Regions from separate parts of the Homo sapiens genome. Here region 1 is linked to region 2. Evidence: read pairs that join two places in POLR2A ChIA-PET (ENCODE). Cell type or tissue: Panc1. All regions are shown on one strand. Links, peaks and the distances in the headings refer to the core of each region. The heading gives the core; the rest is flanking DNA. Region 1 overlaps LOC105376621 (a long non-coding RNA gene). Region 2 has its middle 35 kb from the start of CAPRIN1.

Region 1 (8,335 bases), core at 64-8,063, 120 kb after region 2:
ACTGTTCACCAATCCAGTACTATTAGGGGAAAAGAAGTGAACTTCAAGGATGTGGAGTCATTATATATTTTGAGATCCCTTGTTTAAGCAGCTATTCTAATTTAACTAAGACAGCAACTAATTCTTCAACTTTTACATCTGTAAGATGGAAGGAATGAGTAGTAGTAACAGATATTTAACAGCAATGGATGCTTTTGCTATTTGTCATAGACAAAAAAGTTCAAAGGGTTTGGGATTCTTTTTATGATTGTTCCAGGGGCTGTCTTCTGGGACAATTGGTAGGATCATCTTTACACTTTTCTTTGCCTTGGTTCTTCCATGGCAAGATAGATAGATAGATAGATAGATAGATAGATAGATAGATAGATAGATAGATAGAAAATAGATTTTTTTGAAGGTAAAGTATAACCATTATGCTCTCTAAAATGGCGGCAACCAATTGAACTCCTTCATTGGCAGGTGGAGATATTAAAGCAGGATATAAGGCATCAGGAAAAACCTGGTTTTCTGTATCCCTGGTCATTGCTCTGCCAACTCACCCCTGCCCAGGTATTTATAGTAATGTCAGGCATCTTTAGCCTGAGCCTTATCCAGACACAAGGCCAATGGTATCATGGCTTCATGGTACCACAGGAACTTGCTCTTTATTAATGAGCACATGCGGTCTGGAAATAGGCTATTTTCAGCTGCTTTAGCCTTTGATTAGGATGCTGTTGGTTAATAGTGATAGAAAACTCAAATCAAGGTGATTTAAGCTAATAGAGAATTTATTGATCCATGTAACTGAAAACTCCAGGGTTAGGGGCTGGCTCTAGGCACAGCTGGATTCGAAGGCTCCAACGATGTCATTAGGACTTGGTCTTCCTGGGCCTCTCTTCCTTGCCCTGCTCTATTTCATCTTTCAGTCTTGGCTCCATACGGTGGCAAGATAGCTGCAGCAACATCAGCTACCCAAGGTGACCCTTCTCTGAACCAATCCCAGTGGCCTGGGAGGCACCATGCTTTGATTAGCCAGGCATGCTCACGTGGCCTACTCTGGAAGTTGGATGTGGGAACTCCACCAAGAACACAGGGACTAAGAGTAAGGAAGGAATGGCTTTCCAAGGGACTATCAAGGGGGAGAGATGGGTGCCAAGGAGCCAACCATGCCAAGTACCAAGAGATGAGGGGGTGCTATGTTCAGATTGTAGCTTTGTGCTGCACCTTTACACCTCCCTGCTCTGGTGGTGCTAACCCACCTCCCTGGCCCTTCTAAATCCTGGGAAGGGGGACTCAAGTCCTTATTCAGAACTCCAGCAGCAGGCTATAAATCCTGTCCCACTTGCCTGAGCCCTTTCAGCCCCTTCACTCAAGGCTAGTTTCCAGATTACCCTAACCTGGAGCTGGCGCCATGTCCTGCAGGAGACGGGAGAGGGCAGAGGGCAGCTTCGGGCTCTTAGGTAGAATTTCTTCTTTTTAAATTTTAATTATTATTTTTTTGAGACAGAGTCTTTCTCTGTCTCCCAGGCTGGAGTGCAATGGTGTGATCTTGGCTTACTGCAACCTCTGCCTCCTGGGTTCAAGTGATTCTCCTGCCTCAGCCTCCTGAGTAGCTAGGAGTACAGTCGCACACCACCAAGCCTGGCTAATTTTTGTATTTTTAGTAGAGATGGGGTTTCACCATGTTGGCCAGGTTGGTCTTGAACTCCTGACCTACATTGATCCTCCCGCCTCGGCCTCCCAAAGTGCTGGGATTACTGGTGTGAGCCAAAGAGCCTGGCCTTACATAGAATTTCTGCCTATGGATCTCACTTTTCTCTGCATTAATACTTACCGCTCTGTTTTCTGACTCTGTTGCCATCAATTCCCCATACAACTTCCTGCCTATTCCATCAGGTTGGGCTCTGTGGTTATTGTCACCTGCCTAAATTGCACTTGGGTTTTACTCACACTCCTTTGGACCTAACTGTCAAGTTCTCAAGAGAGAAGGTCCCATCTCTTTGGTCTTATCGCAGTGAATCCTTACACCACCACCATGAAATGGGCATTATAATTCCTACCTTTTACAGGTAACAGAATAGAATAGAATAGAGGCATGGCAAGCTAAAATAACGAGTCCATGGTTACACATCTGGCAAGGGACAGAACTAGGATTCAAACACAGCCGGTCCGACACTAGGGGCTGTGCTCCTAACTTCTACATGATAGTGCTCAGTTTTAGGGGGAGAGGCTCAGGTGTTACAAAGGGCTTACCCAGAGTTGGGGAACAGTCCCAGGTAGACTATGCCAAACCAAAACAGAACCATCACCAGGAGTTGGCAATGAGTTGTCAGGCTGTCCTAACCTAGAGATTGGGCTCAGCCAATGTCACCAACAGGGAGGAACTCAGACCAGGAACACAAGGGCTCAGAATCCAGTTGCTAAGGTCCGAATAACAAGTGCAGGTGCCCAAATCTGGGGAGGGCAGGGCCGGGGAGAAAGGTGATCTGCCAGGAGGCAATTGACCTGCCCCCTTAAATGCAGATGTTTCCTTCCTCAAGTGCATATCTTGGCTCATGATTCAACCCCTTTATACTCATAGAATCTGGACCTCAAAACATTAAACAGAGATGTTTACTGTGGGTTGGGAAGGGGGACAGAGGTGGAGAGCTAGAGTTCAAAAACCGTATGAAGATGTTTTCTGAGCTGAATACCCCCAGTAGGGCCACACGATGCCCAGGGGACTCACTAGGAGATTTAAGGCATGTACAGAGGTAAGAGAAAATGAGAAACAAGAACATGAAAACTAGAAGAGGAAGGAAGACAAGGCCAAAAAAAGAGAAAACCGAGGCCACTCTAGCGGGAGGTCAGAGACTTGTGCTTTGGCAATTACTGGAGTTGTCCCACAGCGCTGCCCCTCAGAAACCTACACCAGGGTTGGAGGGAGCCATGGGTGGACAGGCTGTACCTGATAACTTGTGCTTCCTTCCCCCAGTTTTCCCACTCTCGTTAATGAGTTTTGAGACAAAATGTCTCTCCCCAGGCTAGAAGAGCTTCAGTAACAAGATGTCCAGAGTTAGTTGACACTCAGGTGAAAAGCCTCTTGCAGAAAGGAATTTTTTTTTAATGCCATCATAAAACTTCCCAGCTCACCTAGGCCTGCCGTGGAAATGGTGCCTCCAAGGACAGAGAGGAGATCAGAGCATCTGATCTGAAGCCGAGGCATAAGGGAAAGTTGGGAATACACAATCCTCTCCCAGACAGAATCAAACTTGCCTTTCTGCAACATCTGATTTTGCAAGAAGTGACGGACTGAGAGTAGGAGAGGAAAAGGAGAGTTCAAACAAGGTCACTTGACCCACCTAACCCTGTCCAGAGGAATGAAGCCTGAGAAAGCCTCCCAGAGACCCGTCCTCAATTTCGCCTTGACCTTTTCTGGGTTTATCCATGTGCAGCAGGGGCAGCTGTCCCGAACTAATCCTCTGCCTAATTCGAGCTCTTCACCCTCCATTCTGTCTCAATTAAACAAACGCGGGTCTGCCAGGCCGTTTCCATAGACCACTCCCTCACATGAGAGGCATTCCAGCATCTGGGCTCTGGAGTCAGGAAGAGCTCTGTCCAAATGTCACTCTGCCATTTCCTAGCTGAGTCACCCTGGATGACTGCCCATCCCTACGCCTCTGTTCTCTCAGCAGTGAGTTGGGGAAAATTGTACTCATCTAGAAGGGCTCAGAGAAACAACAGGGAGAGAGTGCTGAAGGCATTGTGATGAAAAATATTGCTGAATTATTAAACATTAAATTATCAAAATTATTAATCGCATTAAAATATCATTACACACTTACCTGACCCAAAGTCTTAATGATAGGGTTCAAGAGGCTTTTCCTCCCAGAGGTGCAGCTTTGAGGGGCTTTTGTACACTGGCCCTAGAGACACAGGGGTGAATAAGACAGGTACCAGCTCTCAAAGGCACACAGTGAGCAGGGGCCACAAGACAGCCTAACGCTCAACTAGAATCAATGCTAAACATACTATGACAGATAAATGTACAGTGTGCTCTCAAGAGATAACAGTGCCCACCTAGGAAACTTAGGGAGTTGTCATTTGATCTGGGCCTGGAAGAGCGAGCTGGATTTGATTGGATGGATTGTTCTTGGCAGAGGAATGACATTTCAGGAAGAGGGAACAGCAGGAGCAAAAAGTATGATGTTTGGATTCCACTCGGGATATTGGGAACACATGAGAAGGACTAGAGAATGCAGTCTGTTATGTGGGATGGCAGGCTAGGAGATGAGAAAGGTAAGCTAGTCAAGACTCGGAAGTGGCTAATACAACTGAAAGTGGTCCCATAGGACAATGGGAGAACTTTCAGTGATGATGGAAATGTTCTACATCTGCCCGTCCAATATGGTAGCCACTGGCCCCATGTGGCTATTGAGCACTTTATTTATTTATTTATTTTTATTTTTTGAGACAGAGTCTTACTCTGTCACCCAGACTGGAGTGCAGTGGTGCAATCTCGGCTCACTGCAACCTCTGCCTTCCGGGTTCAAGAGATTCTCCTGACTCAGCCTCCTGAGTAGCTGGGATTACAGGCGCACGCCACCATGCCCAGCTAATTTTTGTATTTTTAGTAAAGGCGGGGTTTCAACATGTTGGCCAGGCTCGTCTCAAACTCCTGACCTCAAGTGATCTGCCTGCCTCCGCGTCCCAAAGTGTTGGGATTATAGGCGTGAGCCTTCGTGCCCGGCCTATTGAGGACTTTACAGGAAGCTAGTAAGACTGAGCTGTGAAATTTTTAGTTTTATTTAATTTTAATTAGTTTGAATGTAAATTTCAATAGCCACATGCAGCTAGTGGCTACTATTCTGGACAGTATAGCCACAGAACTTATGACAATGACTCAAGGCCCTCATCTTGCAGTCCCATCCTCAGCCCATAAAATGGGAGCCCCGCCCAAGCTGCTGCTGTGATTATGCAGCAGGGTAGATGAGTTTGGGGCTGAAATATAATTTATTTCCTGCTTGCTAAGCCACGCACTCTGATGTGGCAGTGTCTGCCCAGAGGAAGAGGCAGCTTTTTCTAATTCTTACAGAGGCATCATGTGGGCTAGCAGTAGCCCTGCTTCCTCTGAAGTTTGTTGCTCAGTGATCTGTCTGCATGTAGAGTCAGGTTTCTTTTCATCTCCTGCTTCCTGGAGTCACTGGGCCAGGTACGCACACCTGGAACATGGCCCAGGTGGGATGTGCTGGGCACTGACTGTTAGTGATGCTCCCACAGTGTGAGAAGGCCGGGTCCTCAGTATGGCTGTCAGTGTAAAGTTCTATTCTGCATCCCAAATTCTGCCCACAGGCAGATCCTTTGGCCTAAACTTGAGGAGGAGGTAATGATCTCTACTTTGACCACAGGTTGAAAGGGCAGTCACTATTCCACTTTGCCAGCAAGAGAGCACATATTATAGTTTAATTCTCACTTGGCTTCCTGGTCTATTTCTCAGTTGTTTCTAATACAAAGAGGAAAGGTAAAGTCATGATACTTTTTTGGAGCCTCCTACCTCCCAGCAAAAAGGACATGCACATACTTTCCAATCTTGAATGCAAAAGCGGTGACATATTCACGAGCCAACAAGTACACACATGACATTACTGCTCTAAAACACAGGCACAGACTGTCAAGAGTTGGAAGGAATATTGAATTCTAAAATCTCATCATAAGATGAGGAAACTTGAGTCTCAGAGAAGTTTGATGATCCGCTCAAGCCAGGTAGGAGCCAGATATGGCTAGATCCCATTTCTCCTGAATCAACCCATACCTAATTATTAAAATTAAAGGTTGCGAACTGGTAGCCATTAGTTAAAGTCAGCCTGCTGATTTTTAATTTTTTGTCCTCAGTGTTGGCTCATGCACAACTTAAAAAATATTTTTGCCAGCCTGGCCAATAAAGCAAGCCCCATCTCTACAAAAGAAAAAAAAAGATTTTTAAAAAACTTAGCCAGGCATGATGACTTGCATCTGTAGTCTCAGCTAATAAGGAGGATGAGGCAGAGGACTGCTTGAGCCAGGAGTTGTAGTCTGTGGTGAGCTATGATCACACCACTGCACTCCAGCTTGGGTGACAGGGCAAGACCCTGTTTTGAAAACAAAATTAAAAAAATATATATATTTGGCTTTATTTAAAAGACGAAAGAATTCACTTTGAAATCCAAATTAACGAACATTTCTGGGCCTGTAAATCTACATGGTAGAAGGGGCTGAAGCAATGTCGTGCCTGATCCTACCATAGAGAGGATAAAGGGGAGGAATGAGGGATGGGGATCATTTCAGACACTGATAATTCAAGCAGTTAAGCTGGATCACAAAGTAATATATGCTGCTTTCAAAATGTCTAGTTCATGATTCATTATTGCTTATTATGAGGACTTAGAGTTTCAATCTGTAGAAGTTTCAATAAAATACAGATCTTAGAGATCATGCAGTCAAGCCAATTCATTTTACAGATGAGCATCACAGGTCCCAGACCACACACGCCTTCAGATAAAAACAGGGTCGCAGAGGTGGTGACCAGGCCGGAGTTGGTGGATTCCCCTGGCTCCTGCACTATGGGGGCGCTAGATCTGTCACATTCCTTGCCCCTTTACAAATAGTTTTGGGAGCAAATCCCCAGGAATGTTTCTTGTGGATTCACATGTATCAAGGATACTCATTTCCACACCAAAGGCATTGATGCCCCACCTGGCACATAACAGCCACTCAATAAATGTGTTAGATGAATGAATGAATGAATGTGTAAGTGTGAATGACCTCAAAGGTGAGTGATGCTGCCTAAACCAAGGTCATCGAAACTGGCCCTTAGGGCACCATTCCCTGAAGCCACCCGTGCCATCATCTTTATTCACAGCCAAGCAGCTGGCCCCAGAGCTTTGTGTCTTGCTCTTCCCCAGATATCTCAGTGAAAAGCCTTTGATTCAATTTTCACTCCCTCTCTTATAGCTCTCTTGCTCTAGGACTCCACTGGGGGTCCGAGAGCTGTTCTTCCTCTGCTATTTCCTGTTGTTCTTGAATAAAACAAATGCCCCTTCAACTTTGCTTCTCCATGGGACATGTTGTTCTCTGAGAGGCTCCTTGATCCTGCAAGTAATTAGGTCTGGAAGGGAGGGTGTCCTATTGGCCCTCCAGACTGGTTCAGACATGTCTAGACCCAGCTTAAATTACCTTGTCTGTTACACAAGGATGGTAACATGTTGGAAAGAAAATGAGACAAGCACTTTGCTGCTGTCTGGTAGAGCAGGTGGGGCTCCTGTTTAACATTTGCTGATCTCCACTTAAGAGCAGAACATCATCAGCCTTAGTCGCCATGCTGAAATGGGCTCTGTCACTTGGATAGCGTTTGTCAGTTGAAAGCTTTCTCTCCATAAACATCAACAGACTGGAAACCCAGTGAAAACTTTGTTTTTAATATTTAAAAATTAAGTCTCCACATGCACTCTGGGACAGAGGGGCAATAAATTACAACTTGCTATGTGCCAGAGATTATACTAATTGTATATCTGATTAAATTCTCACAACAGCCTTAAGAGGGTTTTGTAATCCTCATCTGCAGATGAAAAGTGGAGGAGGAGAGAGTAAGTGGCTTGCCTGAGTAAGGGCCAAGACGGAATTCAAACCCAGATTTTTGATGTCACAAAGCTAGTATCCTGGCGGGGCGTGGTGGCTCATGCCTGTAATCCCAGCACTTTGGGAGGCCGAGGCAGGTGGATCACTTGAGGTCAGGAATTTGAGACCCACCTGGCCAATGTGGATAAACCCTGTCTCTACTAAAAATACAAAAATTAGCCGGGCGTGGAGGCAGGCGCCTGTTATCCCAGCTACGAGGGAGGCTGAGGCAGTAGACTTGCTTGAACCCAGGAGGCTGAGGTTGCAGCGAGCTGAGATCACGCCCTGCTGCACTCCAGCCTGGGTGACAGGAACAAGACTCTGTCAAAACAAAACAAAAAAAAAAGCTAGTATCCTTCTCTTAGTGTTGCCCCCTGCAGAGGAACTGTTTTTTTTTTTTTTTCTTTTAAAGCACCCTACATCACATAATGTCAGCTGGACTTTTCTGTGATATTAACACTGGGATCCTGTAAAACACTATATTCTGACCATAGTCTGACACTCTGCATAATGAACAATTAGCCGGGAAAACATAGTATTTGAACCTCCTTTGCAGAGAGGAAATTCTCACAACTCCAAAGCAATAGTCAGCCCACAGTCAATGCCATCTCATCACCCAGCCCAAGGCTCGGCCTAAAACCTTCTAGAGGGTCTCACTCTAAAGATAACCCAAAGGTCTCACAGCTTCCTGGTTGCAAAAACGACAACAGGAGCAGGAATTGAG
Region 2 (8,335 bases), core at 47-8,046:
ACTCCAAACTAGTGAAATGGAATATTTCCATCCTTTTAAGACTTATGCTTTTTTATTATTAGCTTTTTTTTTTTTTTGAGACGAAGTCTCGCTCTTGTTGCCCAGGCTGGAGTGCAATGGGTGCGATCTTGGCTCACTGCAACATCTGCCTCCCAGGTTCAAGTGATTCTCCTGCCTCAGCTTCCTGAGTAGTTGGCATCACAGGCACCTGCCACCATGCCCGGCTAATTTTTGTAGTTTTAGTAGAGACAGGGTTTCACCATGTTGGCCAGGCTGGTCTCTAACTCCTGACCTCAGGTGATCCGCCCATTTCGGCCTCCCAAAGTGCTGGGATTACAGGTGTGAACCACCACACCTGGCCTAAAATTGTTTTATTTCAATAAAGCACCAATAGAATTCCATTTGCAGTGGTATAGTGTGTATACCTTTGTAATTAACAACACCAAGTAGATAGATAGGCTTCCTTCACACTGTAAAACATTATTTATTTTGAAATTATTAAAGAGTCACAGGAAATTGCAAAAATAGTACAGAGAGATCCCTTGTATTCTTTATTGTTTGTTTGTTTCCCATGTACCCTTTACTCAGTTTATCTCATGGTAACATCTTACATAACTATATTGGTATTTTTCAAATTTTCTATAAGATTTTATAATAGAAAAAGAAAGTCTTTTTCCAGTTATTGAAGGTTTTTGTTTTAAACTTTTGTTCTGAATTAGGTCTCTATCCTTGCTATACATACTTCATCTAATCTAACTCTCTGCGTATCACCAGAGGTGATATTCGAAATATTTAAAGATATTGAAAAATTAGTTCTGCTTTAAGTATGTCCAGTTGGAATACAGCCTGGTTCCAAGAACTAAAACAGAGCCCTGGGCATTCATGCTTCAGCTCTTCAGTCTCTAGATCATGAAGATATCTGGGAAAGGGAGGTAGGGAAGGTGGCTCTTGATCAACAGTATGGACATGTTTCAGCATCTGGACCATCATGCAGCTGTGCTGGAGAGCACCAGCTCATACCCAGCCCATATTTTCCTGTAATGCATTCATCCCATTGCTTTGAATTCATTGGATTATCCTTATTTGCCTCCTAAATATATTATCAGCTCTTTGAAAGCAAAGGCATATGCTTAATTTAACTCTAGAGCTCAGCATTGTGCCTTACTCAATATGTGACAAATTACTATTATTATTTTGAGACAGAGTCTTACTCTGTCGCCCAGGCTGGAGTTCAGTGGCACGATCTCGACTCACTGCAACCTCAGCCTCCTGGGTTCAAGTGATTCTCCTGCCTCAGCCTCCTGAGTAGCTGGATTACAGGCACATTCCACCACGCCCGGCTAATTTTTGTATTTTTGTAGAGACGGGGTGTCACCATGTTGGCCAGGCTGGTCTTGAACTCCTGACCTCGTGATCCGCCCACCTTGGCCTCCCAAAATGCTGGGATTACAGGCGTGAGCCATGACGCCCAGCCGTGACAAATTATTAATACATAAATGAAATGTTAAGTTCTAGTCCTGGGCCTGTCCTTAAACTAGCTGCATGAGCCTAGGCAGGTAACTCACTCTGCTCTCAGGATCCTCTTCTGTAAAATAAGATTCTTAAAATTTTCGGTCCCTTTGAGCTCTAAAGCTTCATAAGGAGTTTGCTAAGAGTTTCAAGAATTGCAATACTAATGGAAAACCTAGTGATAAAATAAAATTAAATCTTGGCAAATATCTGAGTGTCTATTATATGCAAAATACATAATTTTAAAAAATCTGGTGGGAAAGAAAAATGACTAAACAATCTTGCTTATGAAGAAATCAGTCTAGTGAAGACCATCTGCTATAATACTGTGATACAAGACAGAATGAAATAAGTGCTATAGGTGCTATAATATTATAATAAGGGCTATAATAGGCACACAAATAAGGCATTTCAGAAGTACATAGAAAGGAGCAATGCACTTTAATTGCCATCTAATTGTCACAACTCTGTGACATTTGTAACCAATTTCTTCCTCAAATTCCATGATTTAACTAATAAAGATTGAAAATATGGTATTGAGTGAATAAATAATATTTTAAGGCCATCGTTATTCATGGCACATGGTAAGTTATCTTTAAATATTTTTACAGTAGCTATCATCCTTTGAGCTGCTATTATCAACAGTTTGATAATATTTATGTGCATTGGGTTAAGAAATTTAAACATATCTCAGTAAATTTTCATCACAATCCCACGAAGTAGGTATATTAATTTTACAGATGAGGAAATCAATCAAGTAATTTACCTGAGGTCATACAGTTAGTAAGTGGCCATGCCCAGATTCAAATGAGGTTTGTCAGCTCCAAAGCTCTTGCTTTTTTTTTCTTTGTATATACAGAAAGAAAGTATAAAGCATTTGCTCTTAACTGCCATTTAAAAATAATGCACATCATAGCACTTTTAGTGACAAATATAAGATCATATAACTTTCACCAATATCAATAACAGAAAGGTAATATTAGTAAATGGGATGTCCTGGTACAAATTTTCCAGGATCATGAACCATTTGTCAGATTTTTACCCAGTATATGATTTTATTATTTATTTTATTTTATTTTTCTCCACCTGGCACTGAATTTGCACAGATTTTATCAAATACAGCACTTCAAAAATGTGAATTTAGTTTGGGTATAATTTTCCCAGGAAATACCAGTCAAAAATATTTTTACCAGTTCTTGTGTGCCAGTTACAGATTTAATGCCTCACAGCTCCAAATTCAACCTTTTTGCCTGTTCTGTGAAAATAGGCCTGGGCCTTTAAATATTTGTCCTTTGCCAGCTGACACTGAAGTTTGTCATAGAGGGAGCTGGAGAGACATTGCAGGAAAAAAGGATTTTTTTTTTTTTTTGAGACGGAGTCACCCAGGCTGGAAGCTCTGCCTCCCGGAGTCACGCCATTCTCCTGCCTCCCTAGTAGCTGGGACTACAGGCGCCCGCCACCAGGCCCGGCTAATTTTTTTTTGTATTTTTAGTAGAGACGGGGTTTCACCACGTTAGCCAGGATGGTCTCGATCTCCTGACCTCGTGATCCACCCGCCTCGGCCTCCCAAAGTGCTGGGATTACAGGAGTGAGCCACCGTGCCTGGCCAGAAAGAAGGATTTTATTTCTTGGTTCCTGCAGCATGCTTGAGTTACTGTGTAGCTTCCTCTAATACCAGGCCCCTTGGGCAGCACACGTCACTTCCCTGGTGGCCAGCTCCTATTGCATGAGGTGCTTCTCTAGTGTCCTACCCTTGAAGTGCATGGCAGCTCAGCAGCCAGGTTCCCCTGGTATCCTCCTCAGTGCTTCTATAGTGGCATGCACTCGAGGGAGCAGATTTCCAGCATGCTTTACTAATATAGCACCATGATGGACTTCTAAGCCATCTAATAAGCCATGGCCAAGCCCTCTCCAATAAGACCTGGATCTCAACTTTGGGGGCTATGGGGAATGGCTATTAGATGTACTGTTATATATTAGACCTGCATATATATATGTGCATATTTCCTATATTCTTTAGATTTCTCTTTTTACTAATGCATCCGTCATTACTCCAATCTCCTGTCCTGCCTCAGCCTCCTGAGTAGCTGGGATTACAGGCATGTACTACCACACCTGGCTAATTTTGTATTTTTAGTAGAGATAGGGTCTCACCATGTTGGCCAGGCTGGTCTTGAGCTCCTGACCTCAGGTGATCTGCCCACCTCGGCCTCCCAAAATGCTGGGATTACAGGTGTGAGCCACTGCACCCGACTTTTTTTTTTTTTTTTTTTGAGGGGGAGTCTCATTCTGTCGCCCCAGCTGGAATGCAGTGGCATGATCTCAGCTTACTGCAACCTCTGCCCTCCTGGGTTCAAGCGATTCTCCTGCCTCAGCCTCCAGAGTAGCTGGGACTATAGATGCGTGCCACCACACCTGGCTAATTTTTTTTTTTTTTAGTATTTTTAGTAGAGACAGGTTTCGCCACGTTGGCCAGGCTGGTCTTGAACCCCGACCTCAGGTGATCCGCCCGCCTTGGCCTCCCAAAGTGCTGGAATTATAGGTGTTAGTCACCGCACCTGGCCATATTTCTATTAGGCTTTCTCTGCCGTAATTCCTATTTGGTTTCCCTCTCCTGATTACACCCAGACTGATATACCTTGGTAAAAATCACAACTTATACCCTACTCTCTTATTTCTCAGTCAACTCAAAAAAGATAAACAAATGCCATGCATTTTAATTTCCTTTTGACATCTGAATTGTCCTGGAGTTTTACCTCCTCCATTTTGCTCCCCCTCCCACAAAGTCCTTCTTGATATACCCTATATTTTAGCTTCAGAGACTGTGGTGCTATTCTACAGAACAGACTGTGTTCTTGCCCATTCTCATAGACCCCAGTTCTTCTGCCCAGAATCTGTCCTTCCTGTAATGTTCTTCTTTTTTTTTTTTTTTTTGAGATGGAGTTTTGTTCTTGTTGCCCAGGCTAGAGTGCAATGGCGCCACCTTGGCTCACCGCAACCTCCGCTGCCCGGGTTCAAGTGATTCTCCTGCCTCAGCCTCCCAAGTAGCTAGGATTACAGGCATGTGCCACCACTCCTGGCTAATTTTGTATTTTTAGTAGAGATGGGGTTTCACCATGTTGGTCATGGCTGGTCTCGAACTCCCAACCTCAGGTGATCTGCCCGCGTCAGCCTCCCAAGTGCTAGGATTACAGGCGTGAGCCACCGTGCCCGGCCCCTGTAATGTTCTTAAAGAATCCCCACTTACCTTCAAGATCCAACTCCAGTATTATCTTTGCGAAGCTTCTTTGGCAGAGTTTTTCACAGATCTCTATTTTAGCAGTTAGCACACAGTATTTTATTTTTTCCAATAGACTAAAAGCTCCTTGAAGACAAGGACTGTGTCCTGTTTATTTTTATACTCCAAGCTCCTAGAATAGTGCCCAACACAAGTAGGAAATCAGTAAATGTTTGTCGAATAAATGTGTCTGCATATGATGCAAGAGATGGAAAATTTTCAAAGCCATTATTATTTATGATAATTGGCTATGACACAACTCAGCATTTCCTTTCTGACCATGTTATGAAAGTTATGGCAACTCAGGCCAGGCACAGTGGCTCACGCCTGTAATCCCAGCACTTTGGGAGGCCGAGGCGGGCAGATCACGAGGTTAGGAGTTTGAGACCAGTCTGACCAACATGATGAAACCCCGTCTCTACTAAAAATACAAAAATTAGCCGGGCATGGTGACGAGCACCTGTAATCCCAGCTACTCAGGAGGCTGAGGCAGGAGAATCATTTGAACCAGGGAGGCAGAGGTTGCAGTGAGCTGAGATCGTGCTACTGCTCTCCAGCTTGGGCGACGGAGTGAGACTCTGTCTCAAAAAAAAAAAGAAAGAAAGAAAGAAAGAAAGTTACGGCAACTCAGAGAATCAATTCTGCTCTCTGCTCTTGCAATTATTAGGACCTCCAGAGTCTGACTTACTCTGATCAGCTTAAAACCAGAATAGTCTCAAGTTTCTGTCCCTGGACCAACAAGGCAAGATGCTATTCCTAGCCTCAAGGTCTTATCTCAGTTCCTTACCTAGGGCGACTATATCAATAACCATGTGTCTTTAGTTAGCCAGCCTAGGGAGATCTTGGTGAGTTAACTACTGTCTTTTTTTTTTTTTTTGAGACATGGCCTCACTTTGTTGTCCAGGCTGGAGTGCAGTGGCACGAACATGGCTCACTGCAGCCTCAAACTCCCAGGCTCAAGTGATCCTCCTGCCTCAGCCCACCAAGTATCTGGGACTTCAGGCACGAGCCACCACACCCGGCTAATTTTTCTCTGACTTGTAGAGATGGGATTTTGCCGTATTTCCCAGGCTGGTTTTGAACTCCTGACCTCAGGTGATCCACCCGCCTCAGCCTCCCAAAGTGCTGGGATTACAGGTGTGAGCCACCATGCCCAGCCTTAACTGTCTTTTTAAACTTCACCTTTCTCACCTATACCTAACTCATGGAGGATGATTACATGAGACAATGCAAATAAAGCTTGCATGGTGCCTGACACCAAATGATCATTCAAATATTAGGTGCTAATAACATTCCCTTGTGCCCAGGGTTGCCAGAATTCCAACAGATCCTCCTTGTTCTTTTTCCCGGTTTGGAGATGGATCCCAGCCTGGACATTCTGACAGTGCATTCCTGGCAGCTTTGGAGATCTGGACAGCAGTCTTTACCCATTCTCTGCTACATAATGCCCAATTTATGATTTGGGCATCTCCAGTTCATCTCCTTGGAGCCCAGCCCATGCCACATCTCAGATTCACCTCTGTAAACCCACAGGTTTTATAGGTCATTCAGGATCCCTCAAGTCTCTCTCTGTCTCCTTTACCAGCTCTTGGCCTCTCCCACCCTGTATTCTCTCCCCACAGCTGATCACAGTCCAGCACATACAGTGACAGTTCAAAAGGAACAAAAGCAGAAGAAATTTCAGATCTTTTCCTCCCCAAAGCAGAATTTGTTGGGAAATTTCTAATCAGAAATAAATGATCCTGGGGTTTCAATATAATTGACGCGGAAGTAAGTGTGCTGCTAACCAGTATCTGTTTTTCTGTTTTCGTTGCCTGGAGAGGAGGAAACATTGGCTAGAGCTTCTCTATGCCTCAGAGACTTTGGACCAGCCTCTCTGGCTTCCTTCACTGATAACTGACTTTCAGCATGGCCCTGAAAGAGTTTAAGTCCTAGCCCTGTCTCTTGCTGTGTAAGCACGGGCAAGTTTCTTAACTCCTCTAATTCTCAATGTTTCCATCTATAAAATAAGATGGTCATAAGAGTGGTGGCTACTAGAAAAAAATTAGGCCCGGCATGGTGGCTCACACCTGTAATCCCAGCACTTTGGGAGGCCAAGGCGGGTGGATCACCTGAGGTCAGGAGTTTGAGACCAGCCTGACCAACATGGAGAAACTCCATCTCTATTAAAAATACTCAAAAATTAGCTGGGCGTGGTGGTGCATGCCTGTAATCCCAGCTACTCAGGAGGCTGAGGCAGGAGAATCGCTTGAACTTGGGAGGTGAGGTTGTGGTGAGGGGAGATCGTGCCATTGCACTCCAGCTTGGGCAACAAGAGCGAAACTCCATCTTGTAAATAAATAAATAAATAAATAAATAAGAAAATTAGATGATACACAGAAATTACTCAGCAAAGTACCTGGTACAGAATAAGCACCCAATTGAGAGTTAGATCTCTCTCTTTTTTTAAAATGGAGCCCAAATGGTCCAGAAATAATTAAAAAAAGGGAAGACACTGCCATCATGGTAGAATGCTTATATAGACCTGCAGAAAACGTCTTCCTGGAGGCCTATGGCAAAGGTGGGTTTTGAATAACTGTGTGACCTTTTTAGGTACCTTATGGATACTCAGAAGCTCCAGACTCATAAACTCAGGCATCTTTTTTTTCTTTACTGCCAGACATTACTGAGTTTTTCCAAATTGTGGTGAAATTTACCATTTTAACTATTTTTATCTTGGGCCATATTTAGCACTGTCCACAACTCTTGTAAAATGATCACGGATTAGTTAGGACTCCTTGTATTTCAAGATATAGAAAATTCATTTTAAAAAAGAGGGGAATAATGGGTTTATTTAACTGAAAGTACGGTGAAATCTGACTTTATGTATAATTTGATCCAACAGCTCAACTCATTTCAACTAAGGACTTGTTTCTCTCCATATTTTTTCTCTGCTCTCTGCTCTACTGGTTTTATTCTCCACAAAGTGGATTCCTGGCAGCCCCAGGCACCCCACTCTTGGTAATAAAATGGCTGCCAACCAGGTCATACCTCTAGTCCTTATAGCCACTCTTCAGGAAAGAGAGTGTCTTGTGGAACTCTTACCCCCTCAGAGGTTCCAATATCTCCTTCCACTGAGTTGTCTTAGATTGCATTGTTTGCTTATTTTGGAAAGACCAGTGCATAGTGACTGGCTTAAGCCAATTACAAGCCATCCTAGGATGAGAGTAGGGGCCAGTTGCACCTAAACCACATGGCTGACCAGGGGGAAGGATGCTTCCCTCAAAACAAAACTGGGGTTATTACCAGGAGAGGAAATGCCCACCAAAAACACTTCATCCTCGTCCCCAGCCCAGGAGTTCCCACCCACCATCCCAAATAGCATAATTTCATGTTTTCTCATCCTTAGCCTTACTCTAGCACACTTTTTTTCCCTTGCTGGTGTTCTGATCTCATTCTCCACTGCTATTCATATAATGACAAGAAGATGAGACAGGGATGGTCACTGAGCCTCAGAGTTTTAAGTTTTCAAACTACTCCCGAATGAAGGGGCTCTTTAATGAATTTGAA

Evidence for each region. ChIA-PET counts read pairs that join two places held together with the same protein. Peaks named below come from ENCODE experiments on the same cell type or tissue, not always from the same donor. Only the 100,000 strongest peaks of a DNase experiment are listed, where the experiment ranks them.
Region 1: POLR2A ChIA-PET joins it to region 2 with 11 read pairs; 2 of 35 experiments call an interaction of 5 or more read pairs at or near these places.

What each region holds. Positions count from the first base shown.
Region 1 is chr11:33,894,782-33,903,116 of GRCh38, reverse strand. All of the region lies in intron 1 of LOC105376621 (a long non-coding RNA gene), which reads right to left. Among named protein-coding and RNA genes, the nearest start is that of LMO2, 6.9 kb to the right of the region's middle. In Panc1, for the core only: no CTCF peak of the experiment used is centred there; a DNase peak (open chromatin) is centred at 3,599; H3K27me3 peaks cover 240 bases.
Region 2 is chr11:34,012,399-34,020,733 of GRCh38, reverse strand. No RefSeq gene overlaps it. Among named protein-coding and RNA genes, the nearest start is that of CAPRIN1, 35 kb to the left of the region's middle. In Panc1, for the core only: no CTCF peak of the experiment used is centred there; no DNase peak of the experiment used is centred there.